Regions from separate parts of the Mus musculus genome. Here region 2 is linked to region 1. A link is a loop called in an ENCODE intact Hi-C map of the cell type or tissue named here. Cell type or tissue: left cerebral cortex. All regions are shown on one strand. Links, peaks and the distances in the headings refer to the core of each region. The heading gives the core; the rest is flanking DNA.

Region 1 (5,383 bases), core at 239-5,238:
GTCAGAAGAGCTTGGACTGTTCTGTAGACTCTAAGGTACCACAGATTTCAGCCCAGCAAAACTTTTAGCCACCATAGATGGAGAAAATAAGGTATGCCGTGATACACTCAAATTTAACTAATACCTATCTAAAAATCCATCCCTACAGAAAATGCTAGAAGGAAAACTCCAACCTAACTACTCTGGTAAAAACATAGGAAATAAATAACCCCACATCCGCAAAATCAAAGAAAGTGAAACACACACACCACTACCACCACACTACTACTACTACCAACAGGAGCAGCAGCAGCAGAAGCAGCAGCACCACCACCACCACCAAAATGACAGTGATCAATAATCATCGGTCATTGATATGAGTCTATCAACAGACTCAATTATCCAATAAACAAAAAGACACAATTAACAGAATAGATGTGAAAATGGGATCCATCCTTCTACTGCATTCAAAACCATATCTCAACATTAAGAATAGACATTATCTCGGGGTAAGAGGTTGGAAAAAGATATTCCAATCAAATGGACCTAAGAAATAAGCTGGTGAAACCAAATCAATATTTAACAAAACAGACTTCAAACTAAAATTAATCAAAAGACATAGGGAAGGACCCTGTATATTTATCAAAGAAAAAGTTTATCAATACGACATTTCAATTCTTTACATTTATGACTCAAACACTAGAGCAGCCAAATTTGTCACCAATTTGTTTTGTTTTGTTTTGTTTTGTTTTACTTTAATGCTCCATGACATTTGGCTGTACTTTGTTTAGAGAAACCACTTAACCTCACCTATCTGAGAATGCTGCATTCCAATTCTTTGTAGCCATTCTGTCTCTCAACGTAACTATTTTTCTCATCAACAGGTAAATAGCTCCAGTGAGGGAGAACTAGTGAGAGTCACATCTTATTCTACATTTCATAGTTTTAAAGGTCATTTGGGTGGATGTAGCTAACTTGGTGAGATTCAAGATCACTGTAAACTATCTACCAAGTTCAAGGCCAGTCTTACCCTGTCAAAAAGAAAAAGAGGAAGAGGTGGATGAGGAGAAGGAAGAGGAAAAATAAGAGGAAGTTGGAAGAGGAGAAGAAAGAGGAGGAGAAAAGAGAGGAGGAGAGAGAGGAGGAGGAGGGAGAGGAGGAGGAGGAAGAGGAGGAGGAGGGAGCAGAGGAGGAGGAAACCCTCAGCTTACCTCATGCCACAGGCCTGAGTATTCTTTACTTATATCCTTTTCTGGAGATACATATGTAAAGTTTGATTTCTTCCAGGCAGCCTAAATATGTTTATTGCCCCATTTAACTGAATTATCACCACAGCCCCATGCTGTAGATATTTCTTAAATTACTGTTTTGCAGGGGTAGAACCTGAAGATCAAGGAGATGTGTAATTGTTAATGGCAAAACTAGAAATGGATCAGTTTATCTCCAAAGCTATTTTTTTTCTGCTCGATTACACTGCTTTTGCCAAATGCCATATGGAATTTAACACATTAGCTGGGAATGTAACAAAACTGCTAGGGGATTTCTAGTAGGCTTCACTTGAAGCAATGCAGATGGGACTGTTTAAAAGTTCAAATGGGCTGAAGGTCTTTAATAAAAACATCTTTACAAAAAGGTGATTGGTAATAGAAGAAGAGGAAGGTGCTCTCTCCCTGACTTCCCTTGTCAATCAGTTTGTCTAAATTCAGATTTGAGAGAAGAAGGTACAAAACATACATTTCCATACATCTCACCAAGCCAAGCACTTCTGGTTGCTTTTCCTTTCAGTTTGTTTGTTTGTTTGTTTGTTTTTGTTTTTGTTTTTGTTTTTAAATTCTGTGGGTGGTAGTTTATTTATCATGTCATTGTAGCCTTTATGCTTCAAGCTATGTTAGTTTAGGAAAGCTGAGATCTTTTCAAGAACCTTCCCCCTTTTTATTCTTCCCTTGAAATATGACCTTGGCTCCTATCTCTGAGCCGGTTAGCCTTTGAGAAGATGTTTAGTTCAGTTTATGGTTCAGGTTGAGAAATCCAGATTTAGAAGTCTACAGGAGTTCTAAGAATAAGCCGAAATAGCCATGAAAGAAAGTGCTGGCTTGAATCACCACAGAGTCAGGAGTGGCTGTGCCAGTCATGTAATCAGTTTATGCAAACGTCTCAAAGGAAGCTTACACATCTGAATTCCTCTTTGGAAAGGAACTGTTTCTCTCCAAGAAGCTTAGCAGAGTATGAATCCAAAGGCTGAAAGACCATGGGGTTTTAAAGGCCTGCCTATTTGTTAAGAAGAAAATAACCAGTAAGCTGAATTAAAATGCCCCAAGCACAGGGCAAGGATTCTCTGACCTAGGACGTTCAGATGGACTGGGGACACAGCCTCTGCTTGCCTGTCCCTGCTTTGTTATCTGCCTCCTGCAGATGACACTTGCTTTGTGTCCTAGTCTCCTCGTGTGTGTCCATGAGCATTTCTGGGCCATCTGGGATCTAAGCTTGAGTGGGATGGAAACCATACCCAGTGAAATGCCTGCCTCTTGTGTCTATGTCTCAGATACAGCTCCTTTCACATTCTCATCATATGACAAGAGGTCTGCACTGAGTGTAGATATGCTGGGATTACAGTAATTTAAGAGGAGAATTGGGGCCTTTAAATAAAACTAGAAAGTAATTTTATATATCTACAATTTAGTAAATTTTTTCTTGAGATATAATGTACAAAATATTCAAAATACTAAAAACTCAATATACATAATATACAAAAATTCAATATAAAAATTACACAAAATATTCAATATACCAAAAAGCAAAGGTACTTAGTGGTCCACCAACAGTCAGATCTGTCCTGAGCACCCAAGTAGTCCATGGTTGTGTTTTCTTAGTTTCTTGTACAAGATTTTTTTCTCTTTTTTTTTTTCCCTTGGACAAAATCGGATATGAACTGAAAAGCATGCAGGCCGTTACATTTGGATCTCCATTTACTGATGATAGTGTTAAAGATGACAATGATGAACTAGAAACCACTTTTTTGAAATGGATATTTCAACTCTCAATGGAAAGTTTGTGGTGACTTACCACTTTTATTTCTAAAAAAACAAAAACAAACCAAAAAAAAACCAGAATCAACAAAAACTTTTGTTCAATAAAATTAAAAATCAGATATCTGAATCAAAACAAATGAAACTGTTTAGAATTATTATGATACTTTGCTTTCTATATTTGCCCTGTTCCTTCTTTCTTGTTATTGGTCTCAATTTCTTGTCTCTCATCTGTTTGGTGACCTCTCCTCCACCGATTTTATCCCTTCTTGGTCTATTTTCCCTCTCTCCAAGAAACTGAATCCTCCTAGCAGAAAGCAGCTTCTGGAGAGCTTGTAGCAGCCAGAGTTCCAGGGAGAAGAGATGGAGAATGGTCAGAGCTTGAGTCAGGGAGCAGTTTTGTTAGCTTTGATTCTAGGGCATTTCTTCACAGGGAGTCCCAGCAGAGGCACTGGCCTCCTGTGCACTATCATCATGGTGAGAGGTCACATGGATCACATGGCTCCATCAATAGTGACATCAGGTGGGTGTAAATGGCCTGACTAGGGAGGCTGCAGCTTGAGGATTACTGAGACAAGTGATAGCAACAGAAGTGACTCCACGGTTTGCATGCAGTCTTGGAATGTTGAAAACTGGCCTGTTACTATCAAAGAAGAAATTCATGATGTCAAAGCCATGTGTATTAGCGACATTAGGTACTGAACAAGTACTGAATGATTGCCAACTCGGCTCTAAAATTTCAGCAGTCCCATGAGCCTCACAGGATTTGACTATGGCTGAAATGTTCCTGGTAACAGTTTTATGTAGCACTCACTGGAGAGGGACACTCTTATAGGATCTTGCCCAAAGAATCCCGGTGAGCTAAAACAAACAAAACATAAACAAACAAATAAACAAACTACTTCCTGACCATGTTTGCCTAAGCAGGAATGTTAGGTCAAACATATGTATCCATTTGTGAATTTCTCCAACCCCAGGTGACTTTCTGCCATGGAGCTGCAGGTACTGCTTCGAATAAATCTTTTCTTGCTTGCATCTGGTTGTTCACTGATTCAGTTTCTGGACTTTCTGAGGCCAAGGTGATAGGAAGCATCTCACTGCTTGGAATCTTGAACCTGGGTCTTACATCCTTAGCGAAGCTGGAAGAATGCTGAAGCTGAAGTAAGCTGTCAGTGAGGATTCCATAGCAGGCTGGGGCAGGGTCGGGTGGCATATTTATTGGTTGGCACAAGAAATAGCAGCGGTGGTCTGTAAGTTCCTGCTTGCTTCGGGACCTCTGCATGGTGTGATCACCCATCTCACACCAAGCTGGAAAGAGTTCCAAGCAGAAGCTCTGTTGTGAAGCCTGCTGTTTTTGGTCATCTTGCTTTGTTAATGAGATCAATGAGAGTTCTCTCTAGTTCTCTAAGTGATTCAGTCCTTTTCATAGATTTCCCTCTATGTCCACTTGAGGGCGCTGGAACCCACGTTACCGAGCCTCGCAAGAAACTTGCTCAGGGATGCTCTGAAGCCTTCCAAAGGGGCATGCTCCAGATGGTGGCAGGAACCCTGACAGCCTGTCTATCTATGAGAGTCTAAATGTGCTGACTCGCTGAAAGGGAAACCATAACTCCCACTTAGGAATCCCACAGCACGGGTTTGAGCCCATTTTAAAAGAGGCATTCACCAAGCTGGAGGGAGTGGATCGGTGGGAAATAATTGGAGGAGGGGACACCTACCCAGGGATCTGGCACTGGTTGGTCAGAGTGAAGACAGATTTGGGGAAGTGGGAGATGGCGCTGCCTTTCCGAAGGGCTTTTGTTTGGAAGAGGAACTAGCTTCATTTTATGTTTCCTGCGGCTGAACTGGAGCCTATAAACAGTATTCTCTTCTCAATAGAGAAGAACAAGGAAAGAGAGCCAGCAGCGTAGCTGAAGCAGCAAGCTGGGCTAAGACTGTTTCCAGCTCACCCATGGCCTGCTAATGACACCACCTTAGGGCTCGACAAGCCAGTAAACTAACCTTTAACTGTCTCCTAAACTCAGTCTTTGCATGAAGCAGTCTCAACAGTGTCTCCTGAGGATGGCTATGGCGACCCAATAATTTAAATAAAGTGTTCAGCATAGTGCCAAGCAATTTTACTTATCTCTATTTTCGAGAGCACAACTAAAAAATAAAAATGTATAACTGACCCTGAAGACCTATGGTGGACTCCCATTAAAGGTGGCTGGCTCTATGCACCCAAGAATCTGTAATTGATAAGTGTTCCTACTCCTGCTTTGCAAAGGGGGCTAAAGCAGTGCTCAGAGAGCCTAAGAGATTTGCCAAAGTCTCCAGACTCTGAGGTAGGCAGGCTGAAAGCCCAAGCCTGGTTTGTGTCTTCCTGTGGCCCCAAGCCA
Region 2 (5,383 bases), core at 124-5,123, 1.7 Mb before region 1:
ACCACCTCCATTATACCAGTCAGCCAGCAGTGTGATGACCAATTTTCCAAATGATTAACCAAATGTTTGCTTTGCTCAATCTAACAGAGCAATTAGAGAGAATGGTGGTGAGACCAGGACGAGAAGTCTTAGAGAGCAGAGAAGGGAGCAGTCCTAAGCAAAGAACAATGGAGCTTGCTTTTAAGATCGTCTTTTAAGAAAGATGAGTGGAGTTCATGAGTATTCCAGAGAGTGAATGGCTCAGGCCACGTCATGAGACTTGGGATTGTGCAATAAAGATCAAGAGGACATGAGCATGTTGGGGGTAGGGGATAGGTAGAAAATTAAAGGTCACAACCAACATCTTTGTGCACAACATTTGTTTACATTTGAAATATTTATAGAAAGTTTTAGATTTGAGCATTGTTTATACTACCAAAATATTGGAAATGTCCAAGATATGAGAAAAGATAAAGTATGATGCATTTATTCAGTATAATATAATAGCTATATGATTAAATATGGTTGTAATAAAGATCTTGATATAACTATGTCTTTTGAGTAATCATAAATGAAATAGCAGGGTTTGGCTTGATCATATGTATTTAAAAATAAAATAAATTATAATCAGAGGAATCAAATGTAGGAAATAATGTCAGTGATGGTCATTTGGGTGATGCCCTTCTACGCTGTTATAGCTTATTTTGTGCTTTTCAGTTATCTACAATGGAAATGAAAGTCTCACGATGGACCTTTGAAAGATCCAGCAAGGCCTGGTAGTGCAGGACTGTAGTTCCAGCTCCTGAGTGAATCAGAAGGATCAGAAGTTCAATGCCTATCAGGGCTTCATGTGCATTCAAGCTGTTTGGTTTACAGGGTGAGTGTAAGGTCAGTCTGGACAAGTTGGCAACACCCTGTTCAAATTTTTTTTTAAGTAAAGAACAAAAATTCTGGGGGGATGCATGTCAGTGGCAGGATGCTCGCCCATCACGTATGAGGCCCCTGGCTCAACCCCTAGCACCACACGTGATAGGAAAGAAAATGCTCGTGTCCTGCCCCCAAGATTTCTGATGTCAGTCCTTTACAGTTTATGGTTAAAAGACGAAGTTTGTAGGAACCTTGTGTGACCAGAAGAGAAAAGGCCACAAAGGCCGGGCGTGGTGGCACACGCCTTTAATCCCAGCACTTGGGAGGCAGAGGCAGGCGGATTTCTGAGTTCAAGGCCAGTCTGGTCTACAGAGTGAGTTCCAGGACAGCCAGGGCTACACAGAGAAACCCTGTCTCAAAAAAAGAAAAGAAGAAAAAAAAAAAAAAAGAAAGAAAGAAAAGAAAATTAAAAAAAAAAAAGGAAAAAAAAGGCCACAATATCACTGAGAGACAAAGAAAAGATCAAGAAAGAAAACAAAAGACCAATGGCTGTAATTTTGTCTGTCCTTATCTAAAACTGAGAGGCGATATCAATTGTTAGTCTTTCTAGTGAACTCTGGGCCCAAAGGGTAGAAAGAGGGTTAAGTCCCACCACAACCCAACACCACTTTCAGTCTCACTGAAAGCTTCCCACTGACTTTTAGTCTCTAAGCAGACAGTGCTAGCGCAGTGTCACACACGGTTCAGCCAACCCCTTCCAGTCCATTTGAGTTCTGTCCTTCTGTATGAACCTGCTGAGAACAGATAATTCTCCATGAGACACTTCTGCTATTCTCTGACCCTCTCTATATGAGGTTTAATGAGACCACATGTAATGTCTGCATCGCTGTCTCCTCCACACCGGACACAAGCCCCCACACACGTAAACACTGGAATCCTGACACAGGGCTGCACATAAGCAAACACTGTAAACATCAATGAACACACAAGGGAAGGACTGAATGCATGTTCCTTGAGTTTTCCCCTCCTGGTAATGGGTCCCAGTTCTGTCTTAGTAAATCCTTCCTGACGTGGTTTCTGAACTTTCATTTACCATCCTACACCTCATATTAAAATGCCGAGCTCACGAATCTGCACAATAGTTCTCACCCAATCCATGGGATCTTCAGCTTCTCCAGAATGATCTATTTCAGAGGGAGATGATCTTCCCCAGGGAAGAGCACACCAACTGACTCTCCTGTACCAGATTGTCAGCCCTGAAATCATACATGCAAGTAACATTATATGGCCTGAACAGGCTACATTTAGGTATATATGTCTACATATATATGCATGTGATAACAATTAGTGAGAGGAAAGGAGGCCATGGGTTTGAAGGAGAGCAGAGGGGTCACAGCAGAGTTTGAAGGGAGGAAAAGGAAGGGAGAGATGTAATTATCTTATGACCTCAAAAATAAAGAAGGATGACCCATTGTTTTGTGATGTGACTCAAGATTTTCATGACCACTGTGAAAGTCACTGGTGTTCAAGATGCATGTAATTTGCAGGGTTAGGGCTTGGAGTGCATGGGAGCAACCCAGCGGCACCATTTCTAGTTACACGACTGAAGACCTTACACAACACTGTGCAAAAGACAGCACAGTCAGCCAGAAGTCCTTTAACGGCCAAGGACTCTGTCACTCAGAGTCCCTATTCTGCATGCTCCTTATTCGTCAAATGGAGATAATTAATAGTCCATGCCTTGGAGAGTCGTTGGGGACTCATCAAAGCATGCATGGGAACAATCACTGAGACCTTCAGTAAATTACTCAAGTCTCTGATTCTCAGAACACTGCCCGAGTCCTAGCTTTCTCTCCATGCCTGCCCATTCCAGATTGCTGTCAGTCAATCTAGCAAATGCTTTCGTTCTTTCGCTAATCCTCAACTTCTTTTTTTAGATTAAGAGTAATTACTCCCAAATGTATACATGAAAGCCTGACTCTTGCCTAACATACATCAAACCATCTGTACATATGTGTCTAGGTTTTATTTATTATTCTTCATTAAATCTATTTCAAGTGAAAACAGTCAGTTTGCCTAAGCATTAAATTATCTCAGCACAGCGGCGTTGCTCTGCTGCCATTTTCCACCAGAGGTCACTGTTTCTCTAGGAAGGGGTCAGCCTAGCGTTTAAAACCAGACAGATCTTTTGGGAAGGTGATGTTTCTCCCGCGATCACAGAATTAAGTGCATACCAAAGTACTAGGAGTATAAGGATGGTGCCATTTCGATTTTACTTCCTGGATAAAAGTTCCAGCTATTGCCGAAATGCTAAAGGCCTGTGTCCTGCAAGGGCCTTTTAGACAGTTTAGTACAGGGGTCTCACAAATGAGACCAAGCTCAATCTGGTTTCGTACGCTTTTGTTGTTATTTATTTTGTCACACACATGTTGATTACTATTGTTATTACTGGGCAGATAGATTAACCACAAGATCACACATTAAAAAAATATAGATTTAATAACAATCCTTAAAAAAATAACCCCAAAATCCTCACAATGCCAAGTCCACCAGCCCTTATGGCAACAGCTTCTAGAACTCATTTAATTCACACCATTATTCAACAAGGCACATGCTGGTCTGCTCACTAGTTCCCATTTAGCCCCCTGTATCTACCTGAACCTCAGAACTGGAGTATGTGACCCAAATGTTCTGCTACACACCCTTCGTGATGACACTGGAGTCGAGAAGTAAGGAGTTGCTTACTCAAGGTCACACCATGAATGAGGTGCTGTGTTCAGCTCCCGGGCCTCCCAGTACGGATGGCTGTGGTCAGTTCCCACTCCAGCAGATTCTCAGACACAGGCTGGTCCTGACCCCCAGATATGCCTTAGTTAGTACCTCCAGTCCTTTCTTCCTCTTTTCCAGCAGGCTAGGGTTCCAAGGAGGATGAAAGAGGCCAGGAAGGCAGACTCAGTAACATCTGAGGCTTTGGGGGTACAAAGAGAAGGGGTCCTGGAGAAAAGGGAGAAAAGCAATCCGCCACAGGACCCTATTCTTGGTGGCTACTGTTCTCTAAATTCTAGTTTGACTTCTTAGCCTCCCAATTTCTTTCGTTGATCATAAAGAATATCAGGGTTTTGATTTGCTCATCTGTAAAATGGGAGCATGATTGCATTGTAGGAGTGGTATAAAAATGGTGTTCTGTGAGTATATCATTAATGACCCATTCATTCCATCATTAACTGCCTGATCAGGTGTCAGGTGCTGGGTCACATGAGTAACTAAAACCTGGCTATCCTCAAGAAGTAGCAGTCACTTGGGAGGAAACAGAAGAGGCAGGTACCATGTCTCCCTGACAGCGCTGTGCTTTCAGCATTGAATCTCCACTTGTCAACTGTTGTCTTCCTAAACCAGCGATTCTGCTCTTGGTGCTGCATTAAAACATCTGGAGAATTCAAAACAAAACAAACAAACATTTTTAATATTCACAGTTTCCTAATTTCTGGGAACTAGAATTTTAGGAAGTTAATGTAGTCAGTCCTGTTGAAAATGACTTCAAAGCGCCACACAGGCTAGAACCCTTGTCCTTAACCCTGCTCTCACTTGCCCCTCATTCTCCAACTGTGACCCACTTTTCCTATGCTAGCCACACTTCCTGTGATGGCCATACTCCTACCCTTGACTCTGGCATATTAATTAAACCCTTCTCAGCCTTGGTTTGTTTATAGAAAACTATGGGTCTAGGGGACACAGCTATCACCTATGCAGTATTCATTACATTTTTTTGTCCTTTTTCCTTTTTACCCCAGTTTCCCTTTTCCTTTTTCTTCCTTTATTCAATTGCTTGATCTTTTACCATTGGTAAGCTTAGGGATGAGACTCTGGCCCAACTCTGTTAAATAAGATGTAGGAGGAGCCTTTGAAGAAAATGTTTTGTTCCTAAGAACCCCTAAGAACTTCATCATGAGAACAGTTATTACCCCACTGTAACCAGCTGAGGGTGAGGGTACCACAGGGCCCAACACTGGAAGGTGAGTGCTAGCTCACTGGTGTGTTTAGGTTAAAGTTAGATTAAAGATGGGTAGAAGAGAACTAGGCTCTATTGAGTGCCTGTCATGTCCCAGTCTGTTGCCCTGCTAAGGTAGAAGTCTACCATTGCCACTCTGTGCAAAATGGCAGACTCCCTTTGTCACCAGGGCTTCTCCTTCTCTGACGTTATTAGGGAAGTTAAACACCCCCACCCCATCCTACACTGCCCGCTGCCCCCACACACCTCTATCTGCCTGCAGAACATTACAGGTTCAGTTTCCTTCTCTGGGTAAGAAGCTGAAGAGCAAGCACCTGAGATTCTTGAAGTGCCTTCCCCAGTGCCAGTGAGGCAGCTCAGTGCCTTAGCCTTCAGCCAATGACCTTTACCCACCCTGGATACTCCTATGCTCTTAACCCCAAACTATATAACCCTCGAATCACTCCACGTAAAGTTCATCTGTCTTCCTGAAGCTGGTCCTAGTGTGTCGTTATTACTGTTTGCACGCACAGGGCCTGTTAGTCAACT

What was found. Peaks named below come from ENCODE experiments on the same cell type or tissue, not always from the same donor. Only the 100,000 strongest peaks of a DNase experiment are listed, where the experiment ranks them.
Region 2: it touches region 1 in a loop (10-fold over the local background); 4 of 42 quality-filtered maps call a loop at or near these places.

What each region holds. Positions count from the first base shown.
Region 1 is chr4:96,692,278-96,697,660 of GRCm38, forward strand. No RefSeq gene overlaps it. Among named protein-coding and RNA genes, the nearest start is that of Cyp2j5, 31 kb to the left of the region's middle. In left cerebral cortex, for the core only: a CTCF peak has its summit at 4,456 (motif pointing right); DNase peaks (open chromatin) are centred at 2,372 and 4,491; H3K4me3 peaks cover 452 bases.
Region 2 is chr4:95,005,369-95,010,751 of GRCm38, forward strand. All of the region lies in intron 2 of Gm12694 (a long non-coding RNA gene), which reads left to right. Among named protein-coding and RNA genes, the nearest start is that of Gm12694, 29 kb to the left of the region's middle. In left cerebral cortex, for the core only: a CTCF peak has its summit at 2,975 (motif pointing right); DNase peaks (open chromatin) are centred at 2,692 and 2,981.